Linked DNA regions of Homo sapiens: region 1 is linked to region 2. A link is a loop called in an ENCODE intact Hi-C map of the cell type or tissue named here. Cell type or tissue: B cell. All regions are shown on one strand.

What was found. A loop is a pair of places that touch in the nucleus more often than their neighbours do. Peaks named below come from ENCODE experiments on the same cell type or tissue, not always from the same donor. Only the 100,000 strongest peaks of a DNase experiment are listed, where the experiment ranks them.
Region 1: a loop joins it to region 2, with 23 times the contacts of the local background. A loop is called at or near these places in 3 of 110 quality-filtered maps.

Annotation. Positions count from the first base shown.
Region 1 is chrX:13,851,409-13,853,908 of GRCh38, reverse strand. It overlaps a transcript of GPM6B not described here. Among named protein-coding and RNA genes, the nearest start is that of GPM6B, 36 kb to the right of the region's middle. In B cell, a CTCF peak has its summit at 1,393 (motif pointing right); a DNase peak (open chromatin) is centred at 1,418.
Region 2 is chrX:13,657,671-13,660,170 of GRCh38, reverse strand. It overlaps TCEANC (transcription elongation factor A N-terminal and central domain containing), which reads right to left. Exons shown (of 5, transcript NM_001297563.2): 3 at 403-519. Among named protein-coding and RNA genes, the nearest start is that of TCEANC, 5.8 kb to the right of the region's middle. In B cell, a CTCF peak has its summit at 1,338 (motif pointing left); a DNase peak (open chromatin) is centred at 1,350; H3K27ac peaks cover 475 bases.

The sequences.
Region 1 (2,500 bases), 190 kb before region 2:
GAACTTTCCCTAAGTGATAAGGCTGGTTCAGGATGGCTAGACTGTGCTAACACTATGGCTTATGCTGAACACCTTTCCTTCCTTCCTGGAGTCTGGAATTTCAATATGTTTAGGCAGAGGGTGCCTCCATGACCAGCCTGCCTTTCTAACCAGCTTTTCTGGGCAGAACTGTCACACATATTATTGTGACTTCATTGGTAGGGGCAAAGTGTGCCCATGCGATATCTCCTGGGAAGAGAGAGCATAAGGAAGTCTGCATGTGGATTCTTCCAGACTCCACGTGTGTCTTTTTCCCTTTTTTTTTTTTTTTTTTTTTTTGAGGTGGTGTCTCACCCTGTCGCCCAGGGAGTAACCTCAGCTCACTGCAACCTCTGCCTCCCAGGTTCAAGTGATTCTTATGCCTCAACCTCCCGAGTAGCTGGGATTACAGGCATGCACCACTACGTCTGGCTAATTTTTGTATTTTTAGTAGAGATGGGGTTTCACCATGTTGGCCAGGCTGGTCCCGAACTCCTGACCTCAAGTGATTCACCCACCTCAGCCTTCCAAAGTGTTGGGATTACAGGCATGAGCCACTGTGCCCAGCTTGTGTCTTTTTCCTTTATGATCCTTGTATCCTTGTTAAGTTGCTGTAATAAATATTGGCTCTAAGTACAACTATATACTAAGTCCCATGGATCCTTCTGTCGAATCTCAGAACATGGGGTGGTCTTTGGGACGCAGGTACCTAAGTGAATATTTAAAGTAGTTTTCAGCTTTTTTCCTGATGAAAATAAGGTGAGAAGATACTCCTGGGTGCTTCTGGTGGGAGTACGAACATGGAACAACCCTTGTCGAGGACATGTTGTCAGTTTCTAGCAGATCATACATTCATTGACCCTTTGATCCAGGATTCCCACTTCTGGAAATTTATCCTGTAGCTGTAACAATACCTGTACAAAATGATACACATAAAAGGTTTTTGGCTGGGCATGGTGGCGTGCACCTGTAGTCTTAGCTACTTGGGAGGCTGAGGCGGGAGGATCACTTGAGCCCAGGAGTTTGAAGGTCAAGGCTGCAGTGAGCCATGGTCATGCCACTGCACTCCAACCTGGGTGACAGAGTGAAACCCAGTCTTTAAAAAAAAAAAAAAAAAGTTTTTGTTGTACTCTTCCCCCAGCCTTTATTTGTAATAGCAAAAGACCAGAAACTAGTATTGTCCTGTATGGGGCTGCTGAGTCTCTGAGGGTACATTCACACTAGGAATGACTGCAGCTAGAATAGAACGAAGAAGTTGTATGTGATTAATAGAAAGTTTTCTCATGTGAATTAAATCAAAAGCAGGGTACAGAACAGTTAAGTCTAGTACTGTGTGCTCCTTTTCTGGGCGAAGGGTGTGTGATGCTCTGAATAACTATTAAAAGTGGTGACCTGTAGGGGGCAAGTTAGACAGTGAATGAAGGCAGAAATGAGAACTCTGTGTATACTTCCTTATATTGCTTTCATTTTTGTGTCAATTACCTATTAAGTTTTTTTTAATTGAAAATGAAAAGAGCTGAGAGGAGGCAGTCTGCTTGAGGTGAATCAAAATCAAGGTATTATAAGTGAAATAAAAATTTTACATACTTAATTTTCTCTTTGTTTACATCAGGTATGGCCCATGAGTCAGCCACCTGTTTTTGTAAATAAAAAAATCTTGGAACACAGTCATGTCCATTGTTTTACATATGCTCCTTGGCTGCTTTTTTGCTACGGTGGCAGAGTTGAGTCATTGCAAAAGAGACCAGATGGCCCACAAAACCTAAAATATTGACTATTCTGGCCGTTTACAAAAAAGTTTGATGACCCTGCACCTGTAGTGTTTAGTTATGGCTTATATCAGTGTTGATGCCCTGCCTAAGGATATCAGGATGGATTGGAATTTGATTCATCTGTAGTAGGTAAGGCCAATGGTAGTCATTTGAAAGATGCCATTTTTTATAAACTCTGAGCAAACTCATGTTACGTGATTGCTGGGGGGTCAGGGGAGGGGGATTTTACTCTACAAAGACACATTAGTCTATTTCTAAAACCTGCCAAGAGAAATTTTAAGAAGCAATGAATGATCTCTTCTCTAAAGTGTGGTGCCTCTGAGACAATCTACCTTCCTGGCAATGATACCCTAGCTAAATGTTGTCTTTGAAGATTTATATCATCAGAATCATGGAAACTGGACCTCTCCAGGAGAAACTGAGGTCTGCACTGTGCAAGATGGGATCATTGTCCCTCGATTTCAGCTGGTTTTTTTTTTTTCATTGCATGCCTGAGGTGACTTTACCCATCCTTCCAGAACAAAATGGATTATTCTTTGAGATGTCTGGTGATTATCATAAACCATTATCATATGGTTCTGTGATATAGGACCGTAAGCAAGGCATTTGAATAATCATGATTTTATATGAGTAATGATGATAGCTACTGTTCACTGAGGGCCTACTGTGTGTCAGGCAGCGTGTAAGGTGTTTTATGTGTATTACATCTA
Region 2 (2,500 bases):
GGTAAGATTTTAGGTAATTTTCATTTGTTATTTTCCTCTTCTGTATTTTCTGTGATGAGCATGTATTGCTTTCATAATCAGAAAAGTTATTGGTCTAACGCAATTTCATGATAAACTATATGCACTTAAGATATACCTACTGAAAAATGGTATGAGCAATGAATCAATCACCTTCTACCCACCTCCCCTCTGGAACGAGAATGTACATAACACTACTGAACTGTATACTTAAAAAGGCTTAAGACAGGCTGGGCGTGGTGGCTCACACCTGCAATCCCAGCACTTTGGGAGGCCAAGGTGGGTGGATCATGAGGTCAAGAGATCGAGTCTATCCTGGCCAACATGGTGAAACCTTGTCTCCACCAAAAATACAAAAAGTTAGCTGGATGTAGTGGCGCATACCTGTAGTCCCAGCTACTCGGAAGGCCGAGGCAGGAGAATTGCTTGAACCCGGGAGGCAGAGTTTGCGGTGAGCCGAGATCATGCCACTGCACTCCAACCTGGCGACAGAGCGAGACTCTGTCAAAAAAAAAAAAAAAAAAGGGCTTAACACAGTAAATTTTATGTTTTGTATATTTTATCACAATTAAAATTTTTTAAAGAAATATGAAGAAAAGGTCAATAAAAGAACATATAAAATGAAGAGCAAAGTGCTTTTTGGTTGTTTATACATAAATACATTAACTTCTATAGATTTACTCATTTTGCTGGTAAGACAAATTGCTGCTTTCACCCCACTGAAACCCCGAAGCTATAATTACAATTCCCTTTAAGAATTACCTTGAAACTCAGACCTTCAGTTGAGAAATTCTGACCTGAGTCAAATATTGCTTAACTTCCTTTTGGGCGCTGTAGGCCCATCTCTTATTCACCATCTTTCTCAATGCCTAGCAAACCTCCATCCTGATTTCAATAGTAATGCATATAGAATGCAGGCACATTGAATGTTTCTTCTTTGTTAGGAAACTTTTCAACGAGTCGGGGAGGGCTCAAGTATATTGAATAACTTGAAACTTTATCACTGTGACACAACTGCGTGACTTCAAGATCTGAAGCAGACAATTCTGAGAGAAATGTTCGCTAATAGAGGGTGTGAATATTTTTTATTTTTCTGTGCTGTCTTGCCTGTTGTTTATTAAGAGTTTGATTCTTAGGAAGACCTCTTTTACTGTATGCAGTCTTTAAAAGTGGAATTTTAAAAAGGCAAAAAAGAATTATCTTTTAAGTGCTGGTTCACAATAATTAGGAAAATTACATAAGATCCTGAATTGATGGCCCTTTGTGAAACTAACTTTAAAACAAAACAAAACTGACTGCCCCAGGTTTTCTACATTCCAGCTCCCTCTGGTGGTTAAAAATGTAGGACTCAGACTCTTGGTTATGTAAGGGTACTTAACTCTTCATATTTGGGGATAAAGTTTGAGGGGAGATGCACCTGTTTGAGATGCAGTAATCGATTTCTGAGGCAATTATGAATACTTATCTGAATGCAAAGCCACAGGTGATATAGCCACTCTTAAGAGACGATATTCACATTTCAGAGGGAAGGTGGGTAGAAGGTGATTGATTCATTTCTCACCATACCATTTTTCAGTATCTTAAATGTATACAGTTTATCATGAAATTATATTAGACCAATAACTTTTCTGATTATGAAAACAATGCATGCTCATCACAGAAAATACAGAAAAGAGTAAAAGAACAAATGAAAATTACCTAAAATCTCACCATTCAGAAAATGCCCCTCTTTAAAATTTTGCGTATCTCTTCAGTCTTTCCATATGTAATTCTTAAGTAAAATTTGGACCAGATTCTATTTTTAAATAACACCTTTATTCAGATGTAATTCACATACCATACAATTCCCCTAAAGTGTATAATTCAGTGGCTTTTAGTATATTCACAGTTGTGTAACCCATCACCACAAATAAATCAACTTTAGAAGATTTATCTGTGCCACCACCCCCCAAGAAAATCCCTGCACTTTAGCAGCCACTCCTCTTTCTTCACTCCACTGCCCTTCTGTCCCACCCCACCAAGTCAACAACTAATCTTTTTTCTGTCTGTATAGATTTGCTGTCTGGACATTTCATGTGAATAAAATCATACAGTATGTGGTCTTTTGTATCTGGCTTCTTCTATTCAGCATAACGTTTTCAAGGTTCATCCATGTTGTAGCATTTTCAGTACTTCATTCCTTTTCATGGCAGAATAATATTATGTTGTGTGGATAAACCACATTTTATTTATCCATTCATCAGTTGATGGACATTTTGATTATTTCCCATTTTTGGCTATTATGAATAATACTGCTATGAACATTTGTGTACAAGTGTGTGTGTGTTTTTTTTTTTTTTTTTTTTGAGATGGAGTCTCGCTCTGTCACCCATGCTGGAGTGCAGTGGTGCAATCTTGGCTCACTGCAATCTACACCTCCTGGGTTCAAGTGATTCTCGTGCCTCAGACTCCTGAGTAGCTAGGATTACAGGCATGTGCCACC